7 separate regions of the Homo sapiens genome follow, and all the other regions are linked to region 1. Evidence: chromatin contacts called from ENCODE Hi-C data. All regions are on one chromosome and are shown on one strand. Each heading gives the region's core, a stretch centred on a gene start or an enhancer-like site at or near the end of the contact. The rest is flanking DNA. Distances are from core to core; before and after follow the strand shown.

Region 1 (4,371 bases), core at 592-3,091:
TTAGCATGAACTTACAAATTGTTTTAAGTAATCCTCTTGAATGCCAGTCATTAAAGGACTTTGCCCTTCTACATCAAATTACATCCTTTTCACAAATCCCCATTTCTGTAATAACTGGTGCAAACCTAAAGGTGCTTTATAGTTTTACTACTTTGCAGATTTGCAATGCTGCATATAATGCAGAAGAGCATTAAAAACTTTTGTAAAAACTCATGATTTTGATAAACTTTTAAAGTAGCGTTTATATGTAAATAGAACTACACATGGCACACACACTTGCACAAGGGCTTCAGAAAAACGTGCAATATAGGTGAGAAAAATGTCTATTGAAACTTTCTCACAGGCTGCCCTTATAATTAAACTAGTGTTGGGGCAAGCAACATCTGTTTCAAGTAGATCAGGGACTAGCAAACCTAAAAGGCAGCAAGCAGCCTGCAGTTTGCTCAATCCTTAAGAATACATGGTTCATACAACATGCTTTTACTATGTCTTAAGTGTGACTTTTGAAAGATACAAGTGTTCTGTGCATATTTGTGTAAATAAATACATAATTTTCCACCTTGTATAACTGCCTTAAATTTTTGTATGGTTTAAAAAGAGTCTGCTGTCTCCCTTGGGGGTAGCCTGGTAATTTTTATATTTTACATTTTTCACAAAGGCTGCAATTACCTTAGAACTGTACTCACACTACTTCCACATGAGCGTGTAACACTAAATAGGAGGTATTATGCTATTAACTACCTTTCCGTCTATTAATCACTCAGTCAAGGAACAATGAGTAGCCACATGAATTAAGCATTTTATTTAATTATCACGGACCACCTTAAATATTACTTTACAAAATTCAGGCCTATATTTAAAATAGGTGTCCTGATAACTTCCAGGATATTATTCGGAACACCCGTTTCCCCAACTACGATAAGTCCATTGCCGGATGCTGAATAAACTTCGCCCATTACCACTTGGATTTCTTGATAGTCTGCAAGAGAAAAAAAGCATTATAAAACTCCGAGCTGTGTACTTACCTCACTGTTTTGAGATCTTATCAGCTAATTCAGTTGGTTGTTAACTCAAACTACAAAAGCCAGCAAAACGGGCCAACTTTAGCTTTCCAACGTCCTGCCGCTAAGGCGTTTCAGATTAACTCAGAAATATCAAAAAAGAAATGTACCTTATGTTTCCATCATCCATCGTAATGTGTTCAGCTCAGCTTCCTAGAAACATTGAACAACGGTTTAGAAATTTTGCCCAATAACCCGGCACCCTCTAGGTTTTTAACAGTGAATGTTACTTGTGCAAGTCAGAATCTGATACCAATTAAATGGTGACAGCTTTGCCAATAAACAAGGATATGCTCTTCCATGGCTAGGAAGGGAGACTGCCACGGCTGACAGGTCCCAAAGATACATGGAGATTCACAATCCAGAATTAACCAGCAACCAAACTGCTACAGGTTATTACTCACCATCTGGCTCAAACTGACGGTTCTCGGGGTGCTAGGGCACAAGAGCGACAGAGTAGACTCAAGATGGCCACATGACACAGACGGCTGAACAGGCTTCACCGGAGTCCCCGAGTGCACGGAACCTTTCCCCGAGGGCCCACGGCCCACGCACGCCGGGGTTCAGGGTCCAGGGCTGCACGTGGACGCCCGGCGACCTAATGAGCACTCAAGTCCGCGCATGCTTGTAAACTTAAGGGTTTCCAAAGCCGCCCCCGACCTACCAATATCCTGACTGCGCTGCCTTTTAGGTAAGGCAGTAAGTTTCGGCCCAATTATCATTTTAACTTACGAAAGACAACTACGTACTTTCACCTAATCCCGACGCTTCCCGAATGTGAAAGGCCGAGGCCTTCGGCACACGCTCTCTTATAGAACTGATGACGCTATTCCGGGGGAAGCGCCGCGAGGGGCGGAGCCTATGCTGTTTCACTCCCCGCCCCGCCTAGCCCCGCCGCGGCTCCACCTGTTCCGTCTACCACCCCCTTCGCGGCTCCTTTCCCCCCTCCCCCGCACATGGTCCACGTCTGAGCGGGTCACCTGGCTCCGGATCCAGACGCATGCGCACATACGAGAGCCAAAAGGTTCTCGCATAGCGAAAGATCCTGACGCTTACCGGTGTAGGTCACGAAAGCGAGGGGGATTTTTTTGGTATTTCCTGTTTAGGATACTTATTTTAGACAATATTAGAAAAAGGGGCCGAACGCGGTGGCTCACGTCTGTGATCCCAGCACTTTGGGAGGCCGAGGCGGGCGGATCACTTGAGGTTAGGAGTTGGAGACCAGCCTGGCTAACATGGCGAAACCCCGTTTCTACTAAAAATACAAAAATTAGCCTGGTGTGGTGGTGAACGCCTGTAGTCCCGGCTACTCGGGAGGTTGAGGTGGGAGAATCTCTTGAGCCCGAGAGGCGGAAGTTATGGTGAGCTGAGATCGCTGGTTAGCATTTTACAAATTACCTAATCACTACTCAAAAACAAGAAAAGTCTGAGAAACTATTATGCCAGAGAAAATGATGCATAATGATTAAATGTAATGTGGTATCCTGGCTGGGATCTCCAGCAGAAAAAGGACATTAATGGAAAACTAGCGAATCTGAACAAAGTGTGGAATTTAGGTAATAGTGCCAATACCGATTTCTTTATTGTGACAGATATACCATGGTATTGTAAGATATTAATGGTAGGGGAAATTGGATGAAGGGGGTGTGGGGACTCCATTTTTGCAAATTTTCTGTAAATGTAAAACAAAGTTTAACTTAAAAAAGCAATTATAACCTTACAGTCTATTATACTTTCATTTTAAGACAAAGTAGTGATTTAGTAGTGGTTTCTATCTACTTTAGTGTGAAATTTGTGGCTGAGATGACAGTATTTCTAAGTTTGACTTGAGATCAAACCCAATGAATTTAGCTGCATTCAAACCAAGGCTTTGAGCCTTTGGATATTCAGGAGAGACAATGTGGTAACAAATAAAAGAATTAAAAATTGGTTGGTAAATGAAGATTGGCTTAAGGATTTTATTTTATGTATTTATTTATTTAGAAACATTCTTGCTCTGTTGCCTAGCCTGGAGTGCAGTGGCATGATCTTGGCTCAGTGCAACCTCCACCTCCTAGGCTCAAGCGAGCCTCCTGCTAGGCGTGTGCCACCACTTGGCTACTTTTTTTTTAAGGTTTTTTTTTTTTGAAAGACAAGCCCTCACTATATTGCCCTCAGGCTGATCTCCTGTGCTCCTGGGCTCAAGTAATCCTCTTTCCTCGGCCTCCCAAAGTGCTAGGATTGCAGGTGCAAGCCACTGCGCCCAGCCTAAGGATTTTAAAGATAGAATGCAAGGTGAACCTGTTAGAACTGATCAAATGATGGCTAGGTAACATTTCAGTTCTGCTTTTGATACATGGAGTGAACAGTTCATTATAGAATATTTATTCTTCAACAATGCTTTTCCCTGCACTATATCTTTTTTCCTTTTGTGGTTTAGTGTTGAAACTGGTAGTCATCAGAAAAATTTAACATAGAATGGCACATCTGTCATATGAATGCTGAGATGAATAGGAGAAAATATAGTGAGGAAATAACCTGTGGACTTATTTCTATCTTAAAACACTTAGCAAATCTAAACTTCCAGTGTATACTAGCAGCGTGATACTTCTGCTGTAAAAATTGGTTTTGCTGCAGTAATAAAAGTATAGTGTATTGCAGTATGATCTAGTGTTAAAAAAAAAGCATAGTGTCCAAAAGAGAGGAGATGGACGTTCCCTCCTATCTATATTAAAATATTCTTGTCAGTTCTGAACATCTTGTTCAGTTGTTAAACATTTACTAGACTCCAGCAAATGTTTATTGAGCAGACATGGCCTTTGCCTCAAGACTTGAGAATATAATTGAGTAACTTACAGTTAGTGCCATTACAATGTTTTCCAAATCATTCAAAGTTCAAAGCAAAGAAATTAGTTCTTATTTTTCCCTATCCTTTATTTTCAGTATTTGATATATTTTTGTATCAACCAATGTATTAGTTATCGATTGCTGTATATCAAATTAGCCTAAAGCCTAGTAGCTTAAAAAAAAATAAGCACTTACTATCTCAAATAGTTTTTGTTGGTCAGGAATCTAAGAGCAGCTTAACTGGCTCAGTGTATCTTGTGAGGTTGCAGTCAGGATGTTGACTGGCATTGCAGCCATCTGAAGGCTTGACTGGGGCTGGTGCGGCAGGATTCTCTTTCAAGGTGGCTCATTCACAGACCTGACAAGTTAATGCTCATTGTTGGCAGGAAGCCTCAATTCCTCAGCATGTGAATCTCTCCATAGGGCTGCTTGACTGTCCTCATGATTCTCGTGGCAGCTGGCTTTCCTCAGAGTGAGTGACTCA
Region 2 (4,371 bases), core at 1,142-3,641, 4.6 Mb before region 1:
CCACCCAGGACAATAGTGCAATAGGCTGCATCAAGATGCTGGTCATTACTCTGACAGCAGTGGGAGCCCAGAAAGGGATGAAAAGCAATGTCATGACAAGATCTTCATCTTACAAGATCATTCTGGCTGCAGAATGGAAAAGGAATAAGGGGCAAAATTGGAAGCTGGAAAATCAGTCAAAAGGCTGTTGTAGCAGTCCAGGTGAGAGATGATGGTGTCTGAAATTAAGGTAGAAACAGTGGGAATGGCATGCAGAAGAGGAATATGTAAAATATTTAGGTAATAAACATGATTTAGTGGTGGACTAGGTATGTGAGATATGGGGGGGAGAGTCATGGATGACTCTTAGGTTTCTGAATTTTGCAGCGGGAAAAACTGAACAGAGTTGAAGTTTATTTTGTTGGAGGAAATAACGGGCTCATGAAGTTAGTCCTGAAGTATCTTTGGGACACTCATGAGAAGAGTTATTGTACAGTGCTATTCAAAATATGACCCACAACGATTTGTTACTGCTTCATGACAAGTACAAAACAGGAGAATAAGTATATAGAAGCTTTTATTGAAATTTACAGAGTAATTTCACATCTGTTTAATAAAAATTTTTCCTTATTTTTCTAGAAAATCATTTTTACTGTATTTTAGAAAAGTGCTGATCTGTGACCTATTATAAATTTTAAAGTCTTCACCACAGAGAGCTTGAGAAGCATTTGGCTAAAAGGCAACCACATCAAGGCGCAAAAACAAAAGATTTACAAATATAAATCTGACACTGAAGAGACTATAGATGGGAAACTCTGGGCACTGGATGAACTTGCCAAGGAGACAGGATTTATTGAGAGGAAAAAAAAGGTTTTGGACTAAGAATTGACGAACTTCAACATTTAATGGTCAAGGGAAGAGGACGAGCCTGCAAAGAAAAATGATGAAACATCAACAAAGATGAAGAAAACCAGGCAAGTTTGACAACACATAAGAAGTTAAGTGTTTCGAGAAGGAGGGAATGGTCAACAATACCAAAAGTTGCTGTGGTCACGTAAGGTTTATCAACACGGAGATGCTCGGAGACCACACCAGGAACAGTTTCCATGGAATGATGGGGTGGAAGTCAAAGAGGAATAGGCTAGGGAGAGTATGTAAGTGGTGAGGCGGCAGAGACCACTCCATTTAAGAAGCTTGGCAATGGATAGAGAGACGGTTGCAGGAAGAAAATGTGGAGCTTTTGTTCTGATTTAAGATGGAAGAGAAATGAGCATGTTTACATGTCAATGGGAAGGATCTAGTTCAAAAACAAGTTGAACCTTCAGGACAGAACAAGTTGTCCTCTGATACCTAAGGCAGAGTGAAAATACCATGTGAACTCTAAATTGTCTTTAAGGTCTGATTAGACATAAAAGTTTTTGCCACTAGTCTGGTCCATTTTTCAAAGCTATTACACATCAAATATAAATTTTCAATTTTTAATTCAATTTATAAGACTTTTCAGTATAAATACGTTCTCCCAAATCAAAGGAGCTGTCATCTAGGAATGGCTTTTAAGTCAAACACATCTGGACTCAAATATCGGCTCTGCCACTTAGCACCTGTGTAGCCTGAATGGAATCACGTTAACTTTCCTCCCTCTATAAAACTGTCATTACTATACCCATCGGTCACGGCTTCTGTAGAAATTAGATGAGCTATATATACTGCTAACACTAGTGTGCAGTTACTAGCAGTTATTAAATATCATAACCTGCGTAGTACTGGAAGAAAATGCTATCATCACTCCTAAAGGCAGAGTGATCCACATTTTTACTGAATTGGTTATTTAGTTTTTTAGGATAAGTATCCCATGTTCGCTAGTTATGAACAATTTTGCAATTAAATGTGTCGTTAATGTTAAATGAGACAAAGCGTTTCAAGTGCAACTTAAAAATTCAAAATAATTTACAAAAGAGAAACCTTGGACACGGATAAACCATTTCAGCCTAACTTCTCCAGTGCAGGCGCGGCTACGTTTGCATGCTTCTTACATACAGAAGTCTTACACGCTTCTGTGCCGCTCTCAGACCCATGCCACGCCCAACTTTCAAAAGTCTCTGCACCCCAAGTCAGTATCACTGAGTCTCCCGCCCCTCAGGTTGCGCCCCCTCGGCCTCTAGTCTCCCACCCGGAATTCTTTACCCTTTTCTAATAAGTTGGTCACCGTCAGAGTCCCGGAGGTTGCCGCGAAGTCTGATCCAGCAGAAGGAGCCCGTGCCTCCGCACAAGAGGAAGCAGCAGAGGGCAAGGACGAACCATTTTCCGCGCTTTGGTTCAACCGCTTTCTATTCTTCTTGGAAGACATGGTCACAAGGTACCCTAGCCGAAGCAGTAGAAAAGCCGACTCAATGTGCGCGCTTCAACTGAGAGAAAAACTTCCGGGGCAGAAGTCAGCGAGGGTCCGCCCCTGCGCCGTAATCCCCTGAGTGGAGCGCAGCAGTGCACAGCGTGGTGGGAGGGACTGAGCGTTTTCAAAACCAGCAGTCTTTGAAACAGCTGTAACGGCATCTGTGAAAGAAGATAGGTTCCAGGAACGGAACTGCCACTTAGATTGTAAATTCCTGAAAAACAGGACGTTTTTGCATCTCCTCCCGGCTTCCCCATCCCTAAACCAACGTCTGTTGAATTAAACTACCAAACAAAATAAGTGAGTGGCGGTGGGGGAGGAGGTTTTCCCCGCTTAACTGGAGCGGGGCAAATTGCTGAGAAGGGCTGGTGGACCACTTCGCGGTCTCCTTGGCATAGCTCTGCAGAGTGGTAACCCCAGCTCAACTCTGAGGGTATTGATGGCACTCTTCTAAAATGTACGGCCGCGATCTCCGCTCTGGAGCGCGGAGGGGTCATTTGGGCAACGGACGAATTAAGCGGCGTGGAGATGCGGCAGCCACTGAGCTGGGGCCGCTGGCGCGCGATGCTTGCCCGAACCTACGGCCCCGGGCCTTCGGCGGGTTACCGCTGGGCCTCGGGCGCACAGGGTTACGTGCGGAATCCGCCAGTTGGAGCGTGCGATCTGCAGGGCGAGCTGGACAGATTCGGGGGCATCTCGGTGCGCCTGGCGCGGCTCGATGCGCTGGACCGCCTGGACGCTGCCGCCTTCCAGAAGGGCTTGCAGGGCAAGTGCGCCTGGGACGAAGGGCTCCCGGGGCTCCAGAGCTTTTCTAATGAAATAACCGCGGCCCCCACTCCCTAGTCGCTCTGTGCACCACTGTCGAGCCCAGAGGGAAAGGGAGAAGGCACGCGTGACCTGGACCTGTTTTCTGGAGCATTCGTGCTTAGACCTTTTGCTGGGAGGTCTCTAAGGCGGTTGGGTGAAATGGTGAAGATCCCGGACTTTGGGATCTGCAACCCTGGTTGCTGGTCCACTTTCTACTGTGCGACATTCGGAAATTGCCGTAAACCACCATTTCCTCTTCCACAGACCCCGGTGATAAGAACTCCTGGAATTACTGAGAGTTAATTTGGATAATGCACATAAAGTGCACAGCACAGTGCCTGCCACGTATTTAAAGCTCAGTAGATGTTTGTTAATATTATATTATTACATTATTAGTATCCTTTACCGAGCCTTGGTTCTGTCGGACACTTTTCCCAAGGAAAAAAACTCTTACATTCTAATACGGGTGGTGGACTGAGTGGACCAAAGAGGCTTTTCTTTTTTATTTTTAATTTTTGTGGGTCCATAGTAGGTGTGTATGTTTATGGGGTATATGAGCTATTTTGATAGAGGTATAAATGTGTAATAATTACATCAGGGTAAATGAGATACTCATCACCACAAGCATTCAACCATAATCCAGTTACTCTTAGTTATTTTTAAATGTACAGTTTGTTTTTTTTTTTTTTTTTTTTTTTGAGAGAGGGTATCATTCTGTCTCCCAGGCTAGAGTGCAGTGGTAGGATCAGGGTTCACTGCAGCCTCCAACCCCTGAGCTCAAGCAATCCTCCCACCTCAGCCTCCTGGGTAGCTAGGACTACAGGCGCGCATCTGGCTTTTTTCTATTTTTTCTAGAAACGGTGTCTCACTGTGTTGCCCAGGCTGGTCTCAGTCTCCCGGGCTCAACTGATTCTCCCGCCTTGGCCCCTCAAAGTGCTGGGATTACAGGCAGGAGCCACTGCACCCAGCCTGAATCTTTATTGAATATAGTCACCCTGTTGGGCTATCAAATACTAAACCAGAGAGGTTCAGAGTGTCACATTTGTATACAAATTGGGTCAACAGCTGTCTCAGCGAGAACTGGAGTTTTTTAGAATAACGCTTCTTTTATGATTAACCAGGGACGGTGGTGGGTGGTTTCAGTCTTCAATAAGAAAACTTTTTACTGGCTTTCAACCTTGAGCCCAATGATAAGA
Region 3 (4,371 bases), core at 522-3,021, 4.5 Mb after region 1:
TATGCAGTTCTTGGTATCATCTTTTTCTATAGCACTACATTTTACACAGTTATTTCTTGCCTTTTACGGCTGGGAATCAAAACACATACGAACTTCAATTTTGTTGTAATAAACGTTAAAATTTGTGAACATTTTTAGTACTTCAGTAAAAAGCTCACTCATTGGCAGAAGCGTTCCCCAGATCAGGAAAAAAGGAATTAGGATTATCTATGACCACAAAGTAACATTAATTAATAGCAGTCTTTGGGAGCAAGCAGCAGCGCCTTTAAATCTTAGATTCTCTTGTGTCTGCAAATTATCTTTTATCTTTCAGCTGTGAAATTTTGTCTATGAAGTAATACCACGAGCAAATTAGCAATAGGATTGCAAGGTTTTTATAGTCCCGTGCTGTAGAACAATTGGCAGTAATTTGAAAAAGACCGTCCATAACGCTGTTTTTGGTCTGCGGCTAAATTTGCAATTGCATAGTTTCATTAAGGAGAACTGGAAAGAGGGCCCAGAAGTTGTTCTAGCAATCGGCAGCAGTTTATCTATTTTAAATCGTAATGCATACTTTTTTTTTCCTCCTACTGAAAACAATGGCAGATATGCTAAAGGGAAGGACACATTCTTGAACTGCTAAATGGTTTTTCCAGATAGCCATTTACGGAGTGCACTCAATTGCCACTATCTGGCTGAAAGCAAAAGCACACACGACGGCCCCTTTTCTTTTTTCCCTTTGCAAAGCGAAACAGTCTAGACGTGTTCACGTGATGTGAATGACGTCAGCCCCCGCCGGGTCGCGTGACCGACACCCAGCCTTCCTACTACCTCCCCCTGACCGCCAGAGTGGGAAATATCGCGAGAATTCGCCTTACTATCAGAACTTACTGAGGTTGCAGGGGAGTTACTCAGAAGGGAAGGGAAGGTGTGGTTGTGCGGCGGAGTTTTTGCTTTCATTCTTTTAACGTTCACAGCCAAAGCAAAGGCCTTTGGGGATTGCCAGAGTCTCAGCCACCATCCTGGAAAACAGCGGGGGAGGTGGGCCTGGAGGTGGCAAGTGTAATGTGGCTCAGGGGCCGTCATTGCCCCTTGCAGAAGGGGCTGCGGGGGAGGGAGAAAACCTGCGCCCGGTTCTGGGGAGCTGGCGACGCAGTGAACCCTGCTGAGGCTGGGTTTTGCCCCGACAGTCGCTGGTGGCTGTGGGAAGGGTTGGGACCCTTCTCTGAGAGCAGTGAACAGCCCACATCCGGCCCCTGCTGTGTCAACTCTGAGCGGCGTGGAGATGAAGTGGTTGCTCTCCCTTGCTCGGCCCACCGGGTGTCGTGGCCCGGGAACCGGCCTGGAGAAGTCCCTGCTGCCCGGCGCCCAAAACAGGGGCGTGGGCTTCCGCGACCCAGGGCGGCTGCCCCGGGCCATCCTCGAGTTGCCCTGCATCTTCCCGCTCAGTCAGCCCCAGATTGAGGCAGCCTTCTCTGTGCGGGTTTAAATGGGTAACTGTGACTTCTCGCCTCATTCACCCAAACCTCCAGTCTTCTCCCCCGCACATCCTCCTCCACCCACCTGGTTTCTCCCTAGACTGGTGTGCTCGTGTGTGCAACCAAAGGAGGGAGTGCGAGAGATCCACGAAGGGACAGGCTTGGAGTCGCTAGAGGGAGGTGTGGGACCAGCGAGGAGGGGGCTTCGCCAGGGAGGGGGTGCTGGCAGGCGGAGGGAGCGGCGGGAGGAGGCGCCGGAGGAGGAGACGGAGGCCTGGGGACGGCAGAAGAGGCTTCGCCTGAGCCGAGCGCTCTTTCTCTCGCCGCGCCGTCTTGAAGCCGCGCGGGCTCGTGAGCAGCGCGAGGCCGCCAAGGTGCCTCGCTTCGCCGGAGCCGCTGCCGCCCGCCGGAGGGAAGCCGGCCTCGGGCGCGCACGCTCGTCGGAGCCCCGGCGCGCCCCGCGCCTGAGCCTGCTGACAGCGGCCGCTGGGCTCAGGCTGTCCGCTCTGGGCTCCGCGGCCTCGGCCCCGCTGCACTCCACCTCCGCCCCCTCGGACTCCCTCCCCTCTGCTTCTACTCCTCCTGCTCCAGTGCGGATCGTTTCGCAACTGCTTGCCACTCGTCCCGTGCCTGGCTGTTTTTCCATTTCCCGGCCCCCTCTTCTTGAGTACTTTACCCCCTGCATTTGGGGACAGGGACTGGAAAAGGGGCGGGTGGAGCGTCCAGTGGAGAAGAAGGAAGCGAGGCCCGCAGGAGGAGGAGGATCGGCGGACTGTGGGGAGGAGACCCCACGCCACCCTTTCTGGTCATCTCCCCTCCCGCCCCGCCCCTGCGCACACTCCCTCGCGGGCGAGCTACTTTCGGACCAGGAAAGTAAGAGCGGCCCTGGGTGACAGCGCCGCGGGGCCAGTCCCGGGGTTAGCCGCGCGTCTGCTCGCTTCTGGTCCGTCGCGCTCCCAGCCAGGGCACAGCCCGGACCGAGGATGGCTTCGACCACAACCTGCACCAGGTTCACGGACGAGTATCAGCTTTTCGAGGAGCTTGGAAAGTAAGCACCTTTGCCCGGCATCCGCATATCCCCTTTCCAGCTGAGGGCGGGTCGCGTTGCCCCCGACCCACCGGCCTCCGTCTTGGGGCGAGGGAGTTTGGGAGAGGAATGGGAGGAGGGCCCCTGGTTTGTCAGCTCTGGGGAAGGTGCTGTCTTAATAAAGGGAGGGAGCACAGAAGGGGTAGGACCCTTACTCCAACTGTGGCTCATTTTGATGGTCCCTAGCCCACCTTCTCCCGGTCCCCCACCCTCCTGCACTGAGAGACTTAGTGAATTTACGATCTCTGCAGTTGTAGCTATCATCCTGAGAAGTGTGCGCGCGCGCCTGTGTGTAATGTGTGTTTGGAGAGGAAATTAGAACCCATGTAAAATGCAACATAGATCATGTTTTCTGTAAATAGAGATGCCTCCTGGTTAGCCGGCGTGTCGGCCGTATGACCCAGGTACTGATGAGAACTCACAGCCTCAGACGGTGCCATATTTATTGATGCCGAAAGTTCAACTTGGCATAGAGTCTATTTCGCATCCAGTAGTTGTTCTGTCCAGGAAAAGGGCCACCCAACAGAACCCAACCCCTTGCCCTATATCCAGTGTTGTTCTTTGCACCAGATTACCGCTCACCATCATTCTTCCTAGGATTTACGTGTGCATCTTTGCGTTCTCTGGGAGGATTTATTTATACAGGCAACGGAAAAGCCCTCTGGAGACTGAGAGCGCTCTTAAGCGTAGCCTAGCATTGTGTAAAACCACCTCCTTCACCCGACTGGCAGAACTACTTGGAGATGTTAGGGAAGGAGGCAGGAGACCTACTGAGGACTTATGCAAAGGGACCTAGGGGCCAAGCCGTGAATGCTGATTTTTGTAGCATGGAACCCAAACCCAATTCCTCTTTCACTAGTTTCGACTGTTACTTTTATGAAAGGAGTGCGTTTATATGTATGTTGTTGGTTTATACTGTAATTAAAGGAAAGGTAAATATTTTTAAAAGTAATAAAAATTACATATGTATATATTGTCTGGTGTTAAAACATGGAGAATATGTCGGAAGAGCAGCTTAATTCAAATCTCTCCCCTCCCCCAGTCCAAAACAAGGCATAGAGAAATCACCATACCAGGATTTGTTAAACCACACTAATGTGCTCAAGATTTATATTTTAATGAAAATAATCGTCATGTTTACTTACTTGGAACCACATTAATTTTTTGTTTCCTACCAAAATAAGTAGGCAGCAGATTTTTTTGCTGCTCCTCGTCTGCTCTGTTCTGTGCAGGGTTTTTCTCAGAGCATTTGGTGCTGTGAGTGTGAACTGTAAAATGTTTTCAAATTTCTTGTGCAAACAAGAGCGGTCATAATTGGCAGTTCCTTTCATTTTGTTGATTAATAATGTGTGCTCCCAGTTAAATAAAATTTACTTTTATTCTTCAACATTAAAGAAAGTCTGGGTTTCCAGGAAGAATTGTTCATTTACTGGATATTACTGTACTTCACTGGCAATCCACTAAAATCAATAAAAATGCTCAGATTTTATAAATTTTTAATGAAATATTATATCTGTTATATTAATGACCTGCTAATTATTGGTTTCCAGGGGGGCATTCTCAGTGGTGAGAAGATGTATGAAAATTCCTACTGGACAAGAATATGCTGCCAAAATTATCAACACCAAAAAGCTTTCTGCTAGGGGTGGGTATTTTCAACCACATATATTGGTTAATTTTGTATTTGTCATGTTGATTATAGGTTCTGTTGTATGTAAATATATCATGTAGTTATAACTGAACTTTAGACTTAGGTATCATATTATATATTAAGATTATTTTCTTCCTGAATGCTTCTTGGTCTGTACAGCTTAAAAATACATGGAA
Region 4 (4,371 bases), core at 517-3,016, 4.5 Mb before region 1:
ACGGTGAAACTCCGTCTCTACTAAAAATACAAAAAAATTAGCCGGGCGCGGTGGCGGGCGCCTGTACTCCCAGCTATTCGGGAGGCTGAGGCAGAAGAACGGCGAGAACCCGGGAGGTGGAGCTTGCAGTGAGCCGGGATTGAGCCACTGCACTCCAGCCTGGGCGACAGAGCAGGACTCGGTCTCAAAAAAAAAAAAGTGTATGACCTTGAAACTGATCAAGAGCAACTTTCCAAGTGAGATAAATGACGTGAAAAATCATATATTAAAGTGACCACATTTTACTTAACTCAAAAATTATCTTGGATTTGTGCCATTTTAATTTTCACTGGGTAACTTTATATGGAAAAATCACCTGCAATATGAGGATAAACTTACCTATTTTCCAGAAGCCTAATGAGATTTTTATCAATGATTACAATACTTGCGTGTCTGTCTGGGATATAATATGAACAAGACAGGCTGATGGCTTTGGAAAATGTGCCATGTTTCTACTCAATGAAGCATGAAAAGTGATTTGACAGAGTGCTTCAAGAATGCACTTTGCACTTGTTTTCCTCTCCTGCCTTCAGGAAGATAAGTGAGACAAAAAAAAAAAAAAAAAAAAAAAGACTAAAGTTAGTATTCTTCCTGAATCCATTTTTGAAGAATCCAGTATAATTTTTAGAAAATATTTCCTCTAGAGAAGACATTGTAGGAGGCATAAAAGGGGTCCGCATGTGTGAGCAATTAAAGGTTAGAAGTTTTAAGATTCTCTCATTCCTTCATTCCCACCAGGAAGTCAGTGGTCCATCCTACCTCAGTCTTTCTCCCCTGTCCTTTAAGCTGATTCCTGGCCAAATTCAGAACGGGCAGAAGCAGTAAATCTGGCCCTCTGGACAAGAGATTGAGTTGGTTTACAAAAGTTTCACAAGTATCTAAATCTAGGCCGTTACTGAATCAACTGGATAATCAGACTACCTGTGTCTGACTCTGAAGTGCAGATCAAGTTGATATCGTTGACAACTGGCCAAATCTTAGGACTGGGCCAAGGAAATGGCTGGATGTGTGTGTGTGTGTGTGTGTGTGTGTGTGTGTGTGTGTGTGTGTGTGTTGGGGTTGGAGGGCGGGGTCCGATAGTAATTATGGGTGGGGCCAAAGTCCTACCTCGTAAACAAATGCTACACGAAACATGTAAAAACGTTTATCTATGTATGTAGTGAAGCTTTAAATACATCCCAAGACCCATGCTTATCCCAATACCCACGTCCCTCCAACGACACTGTTACCCCATGCCACTGCTATACAGAATTCTGGTGTCTACCATGCCAGAATCCCTGCCCAAAACAGGGAGGAGGTAAATGGCTGAAGGCCCAGCTCCAGGCACTGTAGAAAATGAGGAAAGTCTAGCGGCAAAAAGAAAGGGCAGTCCCCTCTTCCTCTAGTACTCCTAGCCACATGCTGGACCAATTCACCCCAGGACCTCCAGGCCCTAGATTCTCATTCTTTCCCTGGCCCGAAGAGGACAGAAAAATCAAACACACGGGCTCCCACGTCTTCAGGAAAGACTTAGCTTAGCAGTCAGCGGAAGCACCTCACTACTAACCTCGCTCCTTTCTCCTCTCCTACAGGGGGCTGGAGTTCCCGGCTTCCCACCGGCCAGACGCGATTCTGGCTGGGACAGCAACACCAAAAACGCCAGGGCTAGGGAGCCCAGTTCCCCGTCCGCAGTTTGCGCATGTGCGAAGAGGGGCTTCTGGAGGAGCCGGGGGCTTAGTTGCTAAGAGACACAGCTGGAGAGAGAAGTTCCGCTTAACGCCGGGCTGCGAAAGGCGGGGACGTCACGCTATTGGTAGGGAGTAGAGAGAAAGGGCTGGTTTAAAGGCCTTTTTTTCTGTCCATTGGATGAACTGGATGTCAATAACTCAGGCTGGGTGGGCGGGGCTGAGAGAGGTCGGTGAGAGCGGCCTTAGCAACCGCCAGTGAGCTGTGAAGACTTGGGTTGGGCGGGGCTGCGGGAGGTGACGCCGGGAGGTCCCGGCTGAGAGCGCCGGCTGCCGGCTGGGGACCTGGTGAGTGTGAAGCTGTAACCTTCTGCTGGGGCCGGGGCCGAAGTTTTTCCGCCAGAGCAAGGAAGGCTGCCCCTGGCAGCAACTGCACTCCTTCCTTACTCCTGTTGAGATTCATTTTATAGTAGGAAATAGGTACTTTAATATAGTTTATCATCAATTATTCTGGTTCTGCTAACTATTCCAGTTATATAATTTATCTTTCACCCATATGTGTGTGTATTACAGGCATCTAACTACCATACAAGTTCAGACCAATGGAAGAAAAGAGCAGCAAAAATTGAACTGAATGAATCCCAAAAGCAAGAAATTAAAGACGCCTTTAATTTATTTGATATTGATGGGTCTGGAACCATCGATGTAAAAGAAGGTTCTGAAATTATTTCTAATTCTAAATCATTTTAAAAACCATATTATTTGTGGCAATCTTTAAGGCTTTCTTTAAAAGTAGTCTTCTGAAAGCTTAATATAAAGTCTCTTCAGTGCATATGCCTGCCCTGCATTAGCAAAACGATATCTTGTTAAGCATTTTAATTGTGTTTTATAAATGAGTAGGCAAAAGCCCAGGGTGTAACAGTGATGTACATGATGGCACAGTAGGACTGAAACACAGGCCTGCTGACCTAATTTTCTGTTTATGCTCAGTCCATAATAGAAAAGAGAGAAGCTCTTAATAGGGAGTTAAAAAGCTTAGAAAGAAATCATGGCATATTATAATTCCTTTTCTTCCTATTTCAGATTGCAGTGTGGGCCTTAGGATTTGAACCAAAGAAAGAAGAAATTTAAAAAATGGTAGCTGAAGTTGATAAAGAAGGAATTGGCACCATTAGTTTTGAAGATTTTTTTTTGCCATTATGAGTATAAAAATGATATAGTTATGATTTTATTTTTCAAAGAAATACTAGCAATAACCTGCTACATTTTAGGGCTGGAGCAATCAGAAGTTTTATAGAGAAGCAATTAGAACTAGGTTTTTAAGGATGGGAGATAGGAAGAGCAAGATTAAATATGTTTTCAGGGTAGTAATGAGAAGACTATGATGTGGAGAAGAGGTTTTTGTCAGGAAATAATGAGGCTATATTGCAGGATAGAGAGAATGGGGCCAGAATTTGGAAGCCTTTAATTCAGCAACATATATTGAATGCCTATTTTTGCCAGGCACTATTCTAAGGAGCATTGAAAGATACAACCTTCCATTTTGAAGCTTACATTTTTGGTAACGGATCTGAATTATGAGGTTTAATAAGAGATGCATTCTGGACCACCCTGTGCCTTCTCCACCTTAGCAAGCTCTACCTTTAAGCACCTTGAGGGCAGGTGTGAGTACATAATTGTTAAAAGACCAATAAATAAAATCAGAACACAGCTACTTGGCACATTGCTGCTTTAGACCCCAAAGATCTAATTAAGTCCAGCTTGATAAAATAAATAAATGAAAGACTGGATAGTTGCTTCTTTTTTAAAAGAGTAAAAAAGATGAAAAAGAAGAAATATTGAAGACTTTCAAATTATTTGATGATGATGATACTGGAAGTATAATACTAACCGGTATCAAGAGGTTTGCTAAGAAACCAGGGGAAAATTTAACATGATGAACTTCAGGTAGATTTTGCTTATTTTTATAATTATAATTTATATGTAATTATAACTTATGTGATAATTTAGGATTATAATTCTAACTTTAGTTGCACTTATGCATTTAAAATAAAATTTGGTTTTGAATATGTGTTTGACTTCATTTATGTCATTTTAAATGTATTTCATATATTTACATTTTGTTTTACAGGAAATGCTTGATGAAGCTGATCATGATAGAGATGGAGAAATAAACGAGGAAGATGTTTTGAGAGTGATGAAAAAGACTACTCGTTATTAATAGCGTTGTTTTAGTCCTTGTGGAAAATTAACAAATTTGTATTTGTTATGCAGTTTTATAATTTAATATCTGAATGTATTCATTTTCAGTTTTTAGTTTATATGTACACATTGGCTTCTTGATGTCTAATCCATGTAAGAAGTTACACATCTCTACCAATATGATGTTAAATCTACAGCATCAAGAAACAAAACATAATGACTTCTTTGAGCCATTAATCCAAGAACAGTATTGATTCTAGCTGCTCTTTTGAGAACCTTAGGTCACAAAGACTTAGAATTTTAAAGTTTGATGAAGTTGGCTTCACATCCAAATGAATTTGGCAAACAAAACTTATATTTTCCTTTTGTGCAACCCAAAAAAACCTGATGAACATTTGCTTTTTAGTCAGTTACTCAAATACATAAAGTATTAAATAGAACTGTCTGGAAACATTATTTGCTAATT
Region 5 (4,371 bases), core at 801-3,300, 4.4 Mb after region 1:
ATTTTCTTGGTGAATTTTTGTATGTCTGTCATATGACACTTGGGTTTTTTAATTAATTCTATTTTATATATATATATATGTTTCTTTTCCTGTGAAAAGCTGTTTTTCTCACATGTGAACAGCTTGCACCTCATTTTACCATGCGTGAGGGAATGGCAAATAAGAATGTTTGAGCACACTGCCCACAATGAATGTAACTATTTTCTAAACACTTTACTAGAAGAACATTTCAGTATAAAAAACCTAATTTATTTTTACAGAAAAATATTTTGTTGTTTTTATAAAAAGTTATGCAAATGACTTTATTTTATTTTTATTTCCTGCATACCATTAGAATAATTTTATTTCATTTCTTCAAATTACCAAGCACTGTAATACTATAAATTAATGTAATACTGTGTGAATTCAGACTATAAAAAACATCATTCAGAAAACTTTATAATCGTCATTGTTCAACCAAGATTTTGAATGTAATAAGATGAATATATTCCTTACAAATTACTTGGAAATTCAATGTTTGTGCAGAGTTGAGACAACTTTATTGTTTCTATCATAAACTATTTATGTATCTTAATTATTAAAATGATTTACTTTATGGCACTAGAAAATTTACTGTGGCTTTTCTGATCTAACTTCTAGCTAAAATTGTATCATTGGTCCTAAAAAATAAAAATCTTTACTAATAGGCAATTGAAGGAATGGTTTGCTAACAACCACAGTAATATAATATGATTTTACAGATAGATGCTTCCCCTTGGCTATGACATGGAGAAAGATTTTCCCATAATAATAACTAACATTTATATTAGGTTGGTGCAAAACTAGTTGCGGTTTTTCCCATTAAAAGTAATAAACTTACTCTTATACAAAGTGGACACTGTGGGGAGATACAGAGAAATGGAAGATACGGATCCTGCCTGGAGTAGGTAACCTTGCTTGGAAACCCCACATGCAAACGTCATGAGGAGAATTAAAGGAGTATTATCAGTAATGAAGTTTATCATGGGTCATCAATGAGCATAGATTGGTGTGGATCCTGTAGACCCTGGTGTTTTCTTTGAAGTGCCCTCTCCTAATGCAGAGGCCTTGAAGCTTACAGTATACACTTGAAAAGTCACAGATAGCTAGAATTATGATCTTTGAAGTTATAACTGTGATCTGAAAATGTGTGTGGTGGTATGACAGCATACCATTAAATACATTTACATCACAGCTCAAAGGACTGTGATATAATCCATTTATATCACAACTCAAAGGACTGTGATATAATCCATTTATATCACAGCTCACAGTTTCTGAAAATGTATAAAAGAATCTATAATCTAGTACTGAAATTACTAAATTGGGTAAGATGATTTAAATGATTTTAATTTTAACATTTTATTTCTAGAATATATGGCTCCATTTTATTTTATAGTGTAAAGTTGTATTTCCTAAAGTTTGTGTTTTGTCGACAGTATCTTTTAAATGAGTCTTAAAAATAAAGGCATATTGTTCATGTTTTTCTTTCCTGGTGGCACATAAATGACATGTCTTAAAATAGATGGCATCTTATACATTTTTTAAAAATAGACATCTTTACACTAAAAAAGAGTTCTGAAGAAAGTAAGTTTGGGAGATGCTGGGTTAAAGAACGTCAAAGGAGTCACTTTAATGCAGGTTTTTCTTTTAGAGGAGTTTTTAAAATCTTAGCTTGTATTGTAACCCTGACAGAAGGAAAATGTTATACAGTATTTCATAATTTCACCACAAAACTGCTGTCTGTGGCACAATGCACAGGACTAGGGTTCTGAGGAACTATACTGTTATTGGAAACATAGTGTAAACATAGAATCTTCTAGAAGTTCCTAGAAAGACAAAAAAAGAAGCAAAGAGGCAAATTAGGATTAAGAAATACCAGTAGGCATCACCTATTGTGATGTAATTCTAAGTTCTCTATAAATGATTATAATCTTCTCAGTGAAAATAATTTAGCCCACAGTGTTCTACTGGAAATGGCTTCATGGATGTTGATCACTGTTTTAGAGAGTACCTGCCACCTGCCCAGGGCTCTAGGCAGGATGTGGTTTACAAGAAGTCTCAGTGTCTTGCCCTCAAGAAATTAAAATATAATCTAATAGTCATGTATAAGTCATGAACAAAAATGTTTCTAAAAATGCTGGCAGCAAATCACTAGGGATTTCAAGATGGCCAGGAAGGAAAACACTGTGTCCTTGAGTTTTGTGCCCTAATCACTGATGCCATGTTAATATGAGGAATTCATTCTCAGGTGTTAGCTTCCTAAACTGTGATCTTCAGGATGTGTTTCTAGGCTGCCTGTGGTTCTTTCAAGTGTCAACTGCACCTCTTTTAAACCTCTGATCTTTCTTAGGGTTTCAAAAGAAACTCTCATTAGCTTTGTCAGAAAATAATTTTTGAATATGGCTATGTTTCTGGGTTGAGAAGGGATATAAAAACTTTTTTCCAATGAAAACATCAACAACAAAAATATTTGTAGTACCTTTCAGCCAGTGAAAACATCTACCTCAGGTCTGTCAAATTTCAAGTCTAACTAAAGAACTTGTTTCATCTGTTTTTACATACTCTTTCTTCCTTTTTTCTAAAAATTGAATGGATATTTTTGTTTTCTTGACCAGACCCCTTTTAAAATTCTTAAGAACAGAGGAACACTGTCATTGATAGTTGAATAATAATACTTTTTTGTACTTTCAACATTCCTCTCTGAGAATATACCATATTAGTGCGCACATCTCCACATTATTTCTTTATATTACTGAACAGTATTTTATTATATAGATATGCCATTTTTTATCTTTTCACATGTTAATGGACACTTGGGTTGTTTCCAGGTTTAAGCTAATATAACTAAAAATGCTATGTATTTTCAAGTGCAGGTGTTTCTTGATTTTCTAAGGCACATGAATTTTGCATCAGGATCAGCTTCCTAAGCATTTTATTCATACCATTTTTGAACATACAAATTGTGAATTTGTCAGTAGCAGAATGTGTGATGTTGGCAGGAAAAAATTTCCTTGCCAAAAGCAGCACAATTCCTCTATGGTAAACTAATAGCTAAATTGTTTCTTCATACAATGACTTCATAGAATTCATTCATTCATTCAACAAATACTTGCTGAATCTTACTCTCTCAGGCAATGTTCTAGGATCTTGGGATATATCAGTGTATGAAATGAATAAAAATTCTTACCCTTGGGCAGGTTATCTTCTAGCTGAGTGAAGCAGACAATAAATAATAAACATAACTAATTATAACATTATATACCATATAAAGTAGTGTGAAAAAAGAGTAGATCAGGATAAGGGGAGGATTCATTCTACACCAAGTTTATCCATCCATTCTTTCAGCATTTGTTAAGTGCCCCATGTAATGGTGTGCATCGGGATGTGATGGCAAGTGACATCACGCAGAGTCCTTGCCTTCGGGTAGTGCCCCTACGTTCAGGTGGTAGTGCACATTCTCCTAGAAGATGCAGCCATGAACCCAATAATCAAACACTTCATCTCCACCATCCTCCCACCATGGCTACCCCACTTTCCTGCTTGATCTTTCTCATTAGCATTTAATATCCTTCAGAGTTTACTCACAAGTTTTCCTTGTTGTCTGTTTCATTCCCCTAGAATATAAACTTCTTAAGAAAAGTGACTTCTGTAAGTTCTGTTTACATATGCATGGCCAGTATATAAAATGATGTCCTACTTATACTTAGCACTCAATGTTTTTGAGTGAATACATAAGATAATCACATTTATCCATATGTTCAACCACATTTGCCTAAGTTTCCACTTTCTATTTCTGGTACAGGGATTTCATTGTTGAAAAATAGAACTAATCATCCTTAATACCTTTAACAGCAATGATATGAAATGCAGAAATTTCTAACACTATAAAAAACTAACTCTAATAATGTATAGTTATAGCAACAGGGTGTTACAGCAAAAGTGAAGCAAAAATTACACAAAATTGAGAGCAAATTTTATCTATCATCTTTATTACATAACAGGATAGAACATGATTATTCTAACACTACTTGGAATATTACAGAATACATTAGCTTAAATGAGTTCCCAGAAAAAAATAGATGAGGGCTTAAATTGTCAATAATTTTTTGTACCAAATCGTGAAAGGAAAAAAATATAATTAGAAAATAAACCTCTATGTCTTCATAGAATTATAAAGCCAAATGGAATATACCTCACATCCTTGGGTATTTTATTACAAACCTCTCCAATTTGGCAGAGCAGAAATTCTGCTTTTTTTAAAGATATATTTTTCTTAAATATTTTACTAGTCATAGCATCTCTATGAATTTGGTTGATTCATTGGTTAAACATGGTATTATTTAAAGCACA
Region 6 (4,371 bases), core at 1,146-3,645, 3.7 Mb after region 1:
AATTGTCATAAGCATCTTTATTTACTGCATTGGTTTATTTATTCTAAGACGCGTACCAAGCTTAAATACAACAAGCATAGTCCTCTGGAAATCTTAGATTTAAAAAGAGTTTGAACCTGTATAGTAGTATTACCTGGAAAAAGTCAGAAGTATAGTTTCTGTTCAGTTATGCCCAACCTCCTAATAGAGTATCAAGCCTTTACTAAATATCGGGGCACTATGCTTTATTGTAGTTTTTAAAGACTTGTATAATACTAAGTCACACAACACTAGATGTCAACTTAACCTTGTAGGTGGCAGGCAAATCATACAATACTAGAGTGTTTTTCTCTGGCATTATCTAGAAGAGTTGCTGAACACAGACACATTCCTAAAGCAAAACCTCAAACCACCAAGAGACAGTTTCTATAGGAGAAAACTAAGCTGGCTAAGATTTAATTCAAGTAACACAAAGTTCTGGTCTCCTTTACCATATAATATTAAGATGCATGACTCTAATTTTAAAATCTCCTGGGGACAAAGTATGGTTACTCTTAACACTATTAAAATATTGGTTAAAGATAACCATTGGGTACTGGGCTTAATAACTGAGTGATGAAATAATATGTAAAACAAACCCCTGTGACATGTGTTTACCTATGTAACAACCCTTCACATGTACCCCAAAACCTAAAATAAAAGTTTTTAAAAAAGAAAAGAAAAAAGGGCACTTTCTATCCTTCCTTCAAATGGTGGTGATTTTTTTCTGGGGATATGTCAGAAGCACGCCAATTTTGAGTGAATATAGACGTTTTTGAACATGAAATTATCAGAAATGATAACAATTTGGCATCTAGCCAAACTCCCTAACATTCACGTCATTGATACTGAAAAACTGGTAGTACAAGGTGACAGCCTGAGGGGACTGAAGATTTTTGGAGTATTTGGAGTAGTGTGGTTTTTTTCTAATTTTTACCAATAGGATCCCCAGAAATAAAAGACTCTATCGTCACTGCTAACACTGGCTCATAATAAAGGTGATTCTCCAGAGCACGCCTGGTTTGATACCGCCACCCACTCCTTCCCTTGGCGACATTTTCCTGCTAAGAACGCCTAGTTAGCGCAATCCAGCCATTCGCGTTAGTTCTCAGAACTCTCTCAGAAGTTCTCTACCTTCTCTCCTCTCCCCGCCTAGATGCTGAAAGGTGATGGGAACTCGCGGTACAGGTACAGAGGCTATTCCTTTCCTAAGGAAGTGCTGCACAATGGCAGGTTTACCGTACTCAATTTTATAAACCCTCAATTAAACCAGAAAGCTTGTATATAGAGATTGGGTACCCCGCCCACCTCCTCAGATTGTCCTTTTGCCCCGACGCACTGCATCTACTTGCACTCTCCGATGCGGTTTGCCTCCTTCAAATCCAAAACACACATACCAGGCTCCCTCGCCGCTCCTCCAGTCCATGGAAGGCGCCCTTCTTTTTGCCAGCAGCGCGTCCTTCTCTCCCCGCCCGCAGGCGCTCACCTCTTCTCTAATCCCGGGGGCCCGCACAGGCTTCTCTAATGCAAGGGCACCCCGTACCATTCCCAAATCGGCGCGGGGACCCGTGAAACCCTGCCACCACTGTACACTGTCCATTGTCGAGAGTCGCGCGGGCACGCGGAAACGGCGGGCCCCGAAAAGTCTCAGCGAGCTTGTACAGCCCCAAGACATTCCCCACCCCCAACACATCCCGCTCTTGTTCCTCCTTAGGGGGAAGACGGAGTAAAGGGGAGTTGAAGAGGTCCCGAAGCTCCTCCTGGTCCCCCACCTCCATCCCTGCCCTGGCAGCTGGCTCTGGCCTCTGGGCTCCGCGGTGCCCATCCCTTCAGGGGTCAAGTACAAGGTCCTCGGCCGAATCGCCTCCCCGTTATACCCTCCCTCTGCCTTGAGCGCACAAACGCGAGAGAACCCTCGAACGGATGCCATATGGCAGAAACAGGATCGCGGGCGCTATGAGGGGCCAGCCTAAAAAGATCTCCTTCACACCCCCTCAACCCCTAGCCTTTCTCCCTACCCCGCCAACCCCCACTAACCACTTCTAACTTCCTCAGCCCAACCCTGTCTGTGCTTTCTAATTCCCACCCCCCCGCCCCTGGACAGCAGCCATTCGCCCGGCACTCACCTCAGGGAGCAAACAACGCCCCTCTCCTCCACCCAGACCGCCCCCCCTTCCGCCCTCTGGAACGGCGTGGTCCCTCCGCTCACCTCGTCTCTTGGCTGCCCCGCGCGAGTTTGAGTGTGTGTCTGCCGCGTAATTGTATCCGGGACAGAAGGGACCTGTGTTTGTGCGCTGAATCAGGTGTCGCCGCCTTCGGTGGTTCGGGGGCGTAAGGGAGGCTTCGGAGTTAGCGTGTTGGCTAAGGAGGGCTCTCTGGGTTCACAGTTGATAGCAATGCTTTAACCGTGTCCTCCCTCGGGTCCTCAGCGCGCCTGCTCGTCCGCAGCTCCCAGCGGGCGGCCAGGCCCCCCGCCCCCCAGCCGCGCCCCGCCCTGCGTGCGGCGAGCAGAGTCGGAGCGCGCCGCTGCCCTTCCGCACTTGGCTCAGCGGGGCACGACACGGGCCGCCACGCGCTCAGCCTAGCATCACTCGCCTCTGACTGCGAGCGCCTCCAGCTCCCCGGGCTGGGGCATGGATGCAGACGCGCCTTCGTACCACGCGCTCGCAGGCTGGGCAAGGGGCAGCGCGTTGGGATCCGGCCAGTCGTCCGCTGAGCGAGGTTGGCTTGCAGGCTGGGACTTTTCGCGAGCCCTCTGGGCGCTCGAGTTGCGAACTCTGACAACGGCACGTGGCCCCGCCCACTCTTCCCTCTTTGCGAGGCGTGTCCCGCGCCCTTTCTGCCACCACCCACGTAGTCCCTGTGCCCGCCTTTTATCATCAAGGCGGCTCAGTGAGCTCTGCGTGTTGATGTCGCGCCTTTTCTCATCTTCCTGCCTTTCCTGCCTCACTTCTGCTGAATCCATTCAAAAGTTATACTTGGGCAAGTGGGTGGAGGAGTTAGGAAAATTAAAAGAGGGATGCTTAGGTGAGCAGGTACCTGCACTGCCGCCAACCCAGGCTTCAATTCTGGCTCTCTTGTAGCGGAAAGCCTTAAAAAACGCGAGTTTGGGGATCCTGAAAAAAAGTAAATAGGGTTGCTGGGCTGAATAACATCCCTCCTCTCAGGCTCCTGCTGAAAGGGCCATTCATGATTTGCCTGGTTGAGCCTGTGGCGACTTTATTCTGACGAATCTGCCTTTGCCAGCAGCATAACCTTGCCAAGTTGGCGTCTTGACCAGCAAGCAACTGTGCCCAAGGAAGCCTCTCTGTGGTGCCTCAGACCTGAGAGGCCGAGTGCCTTTGAGCGCCTGAGGTAGATTGTGAGTTTCATGAAAACCGAGAAAGTCTAAGTGTGCATGTGCGTAAGATATTTTATATATATATATCTCATATATATATGAGATATGTCTATATAACGTGGACTGAATTGTTTATTGTTTATGTTTCGTGTCGAGCATAAATTCCAGAAGCTAAGATGCTTCCATAGCACACAAACGTTATGCGTTTAAACGTTGGAAATCAAAAATGCCATGTCAGGTCATTCTGTCCTTGTTCCAAAGTGAGATTCAGAAATAGGTTGGGATTTTCTGCCCTTAGATAAGAAAACGGAAATTATATTTTACTGTATATGTTATCAGTTAATGATAAATTAAAAAACTAATATACACTGCTGTTATTGTAAAATCCATATGCTCAAGAATGTTCATGGATGGAGAGATCTTCAAATGCCATTTCAAAAAAGAAAATGCACTTTTCTTCTTTGCAGATTAGGAATTTGAACATATTCCCTGTGCAAAATGCAGGGAATATTTTCACAGCCTTTGTACCTGATTACCATACTCTCTATTTATTTCTTATTTAAATTGCACTAGAAAACCTAAAGTAAATGAAATGTAACATAATAAAGAAAAGAGAATTTAGACATTTACTTTAAAAGCTTTATTTCTCAAAGGTCAAGCTTCAGTTTCAAGCTACTGTTTGATGATGCATATGTAAATTCTTGGTAAAAACTTGATCATTAGCAATTAAAACAACTTTTTTCTTTTATTATATAAAAATGTTTAAAATTGTTTCACCACATCCTTGTCCTTAAAATGGTGTAAACTGACCATTGTGTAAGGTTTTTGTCAGATTTTTGGATAGAAAAGGAGTATATATTATGTGTAGATATGTCCATGTTTATTGTTTCTCTAATCTATCTATTTTTGTCCACATTAAATACTGATTATTGAATTTCTCACAGCTCTACACAGTAAGGGTGTTCCATAATGTAAAACAAGTTTATTCAATCATCATATGAATAGTTGAAATA
Region 7 (4,371 bases), core at 1,218-3,717, 3.5 Mb before region 1:
AATAGAATCTGCCTAGACTATGTCAAAATGGTCAGCTTGGTGGAAAAAATATACCACTTGTTGTGATGTTATATATACTGATAGCAGTTCAAAAATGGCCAGTAGTTGATTGTCTGAATTAATAGCTTGTAATCAATTGTTAAGAGGGTTATTAGGCAGATGATTTATATCTTGAAACTTGTTTTAAAATCCCCCCAAAATGACTATTTTTAAAAACATGGCTTTTAGGTTTGTGTATGTTAAATCATGGAATTACAGGTGCTTAAAAATAGATTATCAAGCAATTACTTTAGTGAAATACTGTGTCATTAAATATAACTAATCACTGACAGGAAATTTATGTTTTTTCTTTAAAGGCATGATCACTGATCTTTTCATAGATAAATTTAAGTTTAAAGGCACCAATGTAAAAACTAAAGTACCCCTTCTATTGGAAATTCTGGACAGTTATGACCAAAATGCATTGATTTCATTCTTCGATGCAGCATGACATACAAATAAGGTAAAGTCCCAAAGAAGTGGTCTGTTTAAATGAAAAATGTTAAAAGAGAATTAGAAGTTAACTGTGTATGTACTTTAATTTCAAATGCTTTTTTATATCTAAAAATATTTGAGATATAATGGCTTTTTAAAGTAATGCTTCTATTTCTTTTGACAAATTGAACTTTCTAAAACTAAAAGAGTCTTTTTATTTTTAAAACACAAGTAGAATGATTTAAATAGGATTTTAATGAATTTTTGGCAAGTGGCTGTTTTAATTTTTAAATTGAGAAGTAATATGTGGAAAATTAAAATATATTCAAATGTATTACAAGGTACATAAACACATAAACATGTAGACCGCTTTATAGGCTTCAAAATGTATTTTTATATATTACCTTATTTGATCTTCACAACTGTTGTAAAATTTGTCAAATCATATAAGAAAACTGATTCTCAGTGAAATTTTGTGATTAAGAGGACATGCTAATATTTTGTAAAGCTGGGACCAGAACCCAAGTACTGGTACTTGCTTTGTGTCCTGGTTACTATGTATGTTGCCAGCTAGTGGAAATAACCTACCAATTGTTTTTTCTAGGAGATAGGATTGATTTGCAACTGATATTCCTTTTGCTTGGTAGTGTTTTATGACTCTGCTGCAGTTTGTGGAAATGCTGGACTTGGCTCAGTGCTATAAATTGTAGCCAGGAAATAAGAAGAGCTTACACAGAGTCGGGGGATCTTAATTAGACATGCTGTAACCAGTGGAGCTATTCAGCGTGCTTCAAGTGAAGAGTGCAGAAATAGTGATGCCATCTTAGATTTTCCTACACTAGTATCTTCTAGATCTCTTTTTATCATATATGACATTAAGGCTACAGAAGTTTTGTGCATTAATCTTAATTCATATTTATTAATTTCAAGGGAATATTGAAAGGTTTTAAAATGGCATACAGATAATGGAAAATAAGCTTTATGTTTCAAGAAGGGCAGACTCACGAATTTTTTAGAAAACAGTGCTTCTTAATGATATGCTATTATACTTATTAGTTATGTGCAAGCTTTGTATATTCTTATATTTATATATAAATATAAAAATTTGTTAAAGGCACGTATAGTTAAGAGAGTTTTATTTTAATAAGGTCATATTGTTTTTACTATGTTTAAAAAACTTTACTTCTGAAAGGAACATAATTATATCTAGGTCACTAGAACGTCATTGTGTTTTTTGTTGGTTGCCACAGCTTGGGGAAAAATAGAAAAAAATTAATGACTGTATTTGAATATTTTGTAATGCACTGCTATTTATTATATATATCAACAGTAGTTCAAGGTGCCATCTTAAATTAATTGCATCTTCATTAGGAAAAATAAAAAGCATAAAACACAATTTCTGGTTACTATGAATAAACGCCTAAATGTTAAGATGACATTACAGTCTTGACACTTGAGTACTGTATTACTATGTGAGCTCCGTGTTAAATAATTTATGCACATTATTTAATCCTAACAACCATATGACTGTAGTTATTAGTCCCTATTAACACATAAGAAAACGGAGAATCGGAGATACTGAAAAACGTGCCCCAGATTTTAGACCTTTGGAAAAAGTCACTTAAGCTAACTAGACGTCCCAGAGCTAAAGGCTGGGCAACCCAAATGATAGTCGCCAAAGTTTAATTCCGTTTAATTCCCTAAAAGGCTTAGAGTCAGCCTTCGGACAGCCTCGCTCACTAGGTGGCTCAGCTTAAAATAATCGGAAGCGTCGGGCCCTAAATCCTACCTCTCCCCGCCCCGCGCAGGCGTTTTCTCCCGCCCCAGCCAGTTTGTTTCTCCCTCCTGCCCCGCCCCTGCTCAGTTTCCTTTGGTTTACCCTTCACTCGCCTGCGACCCTGTCGCCTTGAATGACGTCAAGGCCGCGAGCGCTTTCATTGGTCCATTTCAATAGTCGCGGGATACTTGAACTGCAAGAACAGCCGCCGCTCCGGCGGGCTGCTCGCTGCATCTCTGGGCGTCTTTGGCTCGCCACGCTGGGCAGTGCCTGCCTGCGCCTTTCGCAACCTCCTCGGCCCTGCGTGGTCTCGAGCTGGGTGAGCGAGCGGGCGGGCTGGTAGGCTGGCCTGGGCTGCGACCGGCGGCTACGACTATTCTTTGGCCGGGTCGGTGCGAGTGGTCGGCTGGGCAGAGTGCACGCTGCTTGGCGCCGCAGGCTGATCCCGCCGTCCACTCCCGGGAGCAGTGATGTTGGGCAACTCTGCGCCGGGGCCTGCGACCCGCGAGGCGGGCTCGGCGCTGCTAGCATTGCAGCAGACGGCGCTCCAAGAGGACCAGGAGAATATCAACCCGGAAAAGGCAGCGCCCGTCCAACAACCGCGGACCCGGGCCGCGCTGGCGGTACTGAAGTCCGGGAACCCGCGGGGTCTAGCGCAGCAGCAGAGGCCGAAGACGAGACGGGTAAAGGGATGCGGGATATCTGCAGGAGGGTGGGTCGAGCAGGGTTTGGCATTGGCTTAGCAGGCAGAGAAGAGTGGCGAGAAGGCATGTCCTGGGCTTTTGGAAGGGGGCCAGGGTCTGGAGTGCAGTTGGTGCTGGTGTGTGGTTTGCCACAGTAGGAGTTCTCCCATATTAGCATCAGGACCCCGCCAACACTGTGTGTATGCTGCCGGTCTGCTCTCTATAGGGGGCATCTGCCTGTACATAATGGGGTCAAACCAAGCTCTAAAACGTGTAGTCTTCGCTCAGCTCCGCGCCTTTCTCTCCACTTTTAAACCCCAGGCACTGCTGTAGGACTCTGACCCCTATCCTCCTCACGCTTAAGAGATGACCTCTACTTTAGAAAAGCGTGTACAAAATACTTTGCTTTTGGCAAATTCCGCCATTTTAGCCGGATTTGCTCTGTTGCTCCACCCTCGGGCGACAGTGGTGAACCAACAATTTTTTTGCTGTCTTTCCTAAACTTGTCACGTATTGGCCTGTCACCCGACCCTTCTTGTGGCCCTGATAAGTTTTGCATAATTCCACCTAGTGTTATCTATTGATAGCCTTTGTGGGAATGCCTGTGACAAATGGGAACATCCCTTCTCTTTTGAATACTGAAACTCTTCTTTGTCCCAGAAAGTTTAATTCCTGATAGAGTATTTGGGAGAAAAAGCAAAGGCCAACACCCATAAGAGAAAGAATGCAAGACTAGTAGGCTCAAAGCCAGTTATTAATTTTTTTTTAGGTTGCACCCCTTAAGGATCTTCCTGTAAATGATGAGCATGTCACCGTTCCTCCTTGGAAAGCAAACAGTAAACAGCCTGCGTTCACCATTCATGTGGATGAAGCAGAAAAAGAAGCTCAGAAGAAGCCAGCTGAATCTCAAAAAATAGAGCGTGAAGATGCCCTGGCTTTTAATTCAGCCATTAGTTTACCTGGACCCAGAAAACCATTGGTCCCTCTTGATTATCCAATGGATGGTAGTTTTGGTAAGTTTTAAGGAAAATCTGTGTGGAATTACGGTAATTATAATTATTAGATGATATTAATGATTTGCATTTTAAGATGTCTTATGTAGTCATTTTGACTATAGTGAGTTAGGTTTAATGTAACAAGGCTTAGAAAGGATGTGACTTATCTCAGATCTCACAGCTAACACTTGACTTGGTGACATACAAAAAGATCCTTATCCAGTGCTCTTTCAGGTTCACTGCCAGTCACATCAATCTAATTATAATTAGATCTTAAATGCTTATTTTAATCTGATCCCATAAATGTGTTCTTGGTTGGGAGAATAGATTTCAGTTTTATTTAACTCACTTATATATCACTTAGTGCTATTTGAAGATGCAGTCTTAAATATTGTGATTACATAACGTCTCTTCCAGTTTTATAATTTTGTTTCTATAAAAC

What was found. A loop is a pair of places that touch in the nucleus more often than their neighbours do. Pooled maps may share reads with other maps.
Region 2: a map of CD8-positive, alpha-beta T cell shows a loop between it and region 1 (13-fold over the local background). The contact joins the promoter of AFG2A here to the promoter of SNHG8 in region 1. A Hi-C loop is called at or near these places in 3 of 168 maps with a recorded cell type or tissue (CD8-positive, alpha-beta T cell and naive thymus-derived CD4-positive, alpha-beta T cell) and 9 of 50 pooled maps.
Region 3: a loop to region 1 is called in a map of CD8-positive, alpha-beta T cell, with 17 times the contacts of the local background. The contact joins the promoter of CAMK2D here to the promoter of SNHG8 in region 1. A Hi-C loop is called at or near these places in 5 of 168 maps with a recorded cell type or tissue (CD4-positive, alpha-beta T cell, CD4-positive, alpha-beta memory T cell, CD8-positive, alpha-beta T cell and 1 more), 2 of 37 single-sample maps with no recorded cell type and 18 of 50 pooled maps.
Region 4: a loop to region 1 is called in a map of B cell, with 11 times the contacts of the local background. The contact joins the promoter of BBS12 here to the promoter of SNHG8 in region 1. A Hi-C loop is called at or near these places in 1 of 168 maps with a recorded cell type or tissue (B cell), 1 of 37 single-sample maps with no recorded cell type and 10 of 50 pooled maps.
Region 5: a map of CD4-positive, alpha-beta memory T cell shows a loop between it and region 1 (11-fold over the local background). The contact joins the enhancer-like site here to the promoter of SNHG8 in region 1. A Hi-C loop is called at or near these places in 2 of 168 maps with a recorded cell type or tissue (CD4-positive, alpha-beta memory T cell and naive thymus-derived CD4-positive, alpha-beta T cell) and 6 of 50 pooled maps.
Region 6: a loop to region 1 is called in a map of B cell, with 13 times the contacts of the local background. The contact joins the promoter of UGT8 here to the promoter of SNHG8 in region 1. A Hi-C loop is called at or near these places in 1 of 168 maps with a recorded cell type or tissue (B cell), 3 of 37 single-sample maps with no recorded cell type and 3 of 50 pooled maps.
Region 7: a map of CD8-positive, alpha-beta T cell shows a loop between it and region 1 (15-fold over the local background). The contact joins the promoter of CCNA2 here to the promoter of SNHG8 in region 1. A Hi-C loop is called at or near these places in 1 of 168 maps with a recorded cell type or tissue (CD8-positive, alpha-beta T cell), 1 of 37 single-sample maps with no recorded cell type and 10 of 50 pooled maps.

What each region holds. Positions count from the first base shown.
Region 1 is chr4:118,276,232-118,280,602 of GRCh38, reverse strand. It overlaps SNHG8 (small nucleolar RNA host gene 8), which reads right to left and starts at 1,841. Exons shown (of 3, transcript NR_034011.1): 1 at 1,811-1,841; 2 at 1,172-1,214; 3 at 780-979. It overlaps SNORA24 (small nucleolar RNA, H/ACA box 24), which reads right to left and starts at 1,413; the gene lies at 1,283-1,413. PRSS12 (serine protease 12) reads left to right here. Exons shown (of 13, transcript NM_003619.4): 13 at 1-565. RefSeq lists a silencer at 2,014-2,063 and an enhancer at 2,134-2,313.
Region 2 is chr4:122,921,098-122,925,468 of GRCh38, reverse strand. AFG2A (AAA ATPase AFG2A) reads right to left here and starts at 2,391. Exons shown (of 16, transcript NM_145207.3): 1 at 2,164-2,391. The coding sequence starts at 2,326. NUDT6 (nudix hydrolase 6) reads left to right here and starts at 2,872. Exons shown (of 5, transcript NM_007083.5): 1 at 2,872-3,134. The coding sequence starts at 2,897. RefSeq lists enhancers at 2,030-2,399, 2,192-2,728.
Region 3 is chr4:113,759,138-113,763,508 of GRCh38, reverse strand. CAMK2D (calcium/calmodulin dependent protein kinase II delta) reads left to right here and starts at 1,771. Exons shown (of 21, transcript NM_001321571.2): 1 at 1,771-2,505; 2 at 4,095-4,189. The coding sequence starts at 2,441. RefSeq lists enhancers at 504-1,042, 1,043-1,581 and a silencer at 1,575-1,984.
Region 4 is chr4:122,730,099-122,734,469 of GRCh38, reverse strand. BBS12 (Bardet-Biedl syndrome 12) reads right to left here and starts at 1,766. Exons shown (of 2, transcript NM_152618.3): 1 at 1,586-1,766. It also overlaps the pseudogene CETN4P. RefSeq lists an enhancer at 1,307-1,516 and a silencer at 1,877-2,096.
Region 5 is chr4:113,897,415-113,901,785 of GRCh38, reverse strand. ARSJ (arylsulfatase family member J) reads left to right here. Exons shown (of 2, transcript NM_024590.4): 2 at 1-1,502. Among named protein-coding and RNA genes, the nearest start is that of ARSJ, 80 kb to the left of the region's middle. Within about 2 kb of position 2,050, at least 5 of the 41 ENCODE cell types and tissues checked have a DNase peak (open chromatin) inside an H3K27ac peak, as active enhancers do.
Region 6 is chr4:114,596,831-114,601,201 of GRCh38, reverse strand. UGT8 (UDP glycosyltransferase 8) reads right to left here and starts at 2,395. Exons shown (of 6, transcript NM_001128174.3): 1 at 2,228-2,395.
Region 7 is chr4:121,821,979-121,826,349 of GRCh38, reverse strand. It overlaps CCNA2 (cyclin A2), which reads left to right and starts at 2,467. Exons shown (of 8, transcript NM_001237.5): 1 at 2,467-2,934; 2 at 3,704-3,947. The coding sequence starts at 2,722. It overlaps BBS7 (Bardet-Biedl syndrome 7), which reads left to right. Exons shown (of 19, transcript NM_176824.3): 19 at 357-2,021. The coding sequence ends at 490. RefSeq lists enhancers at 2,619-2,688, 2,879-2,928.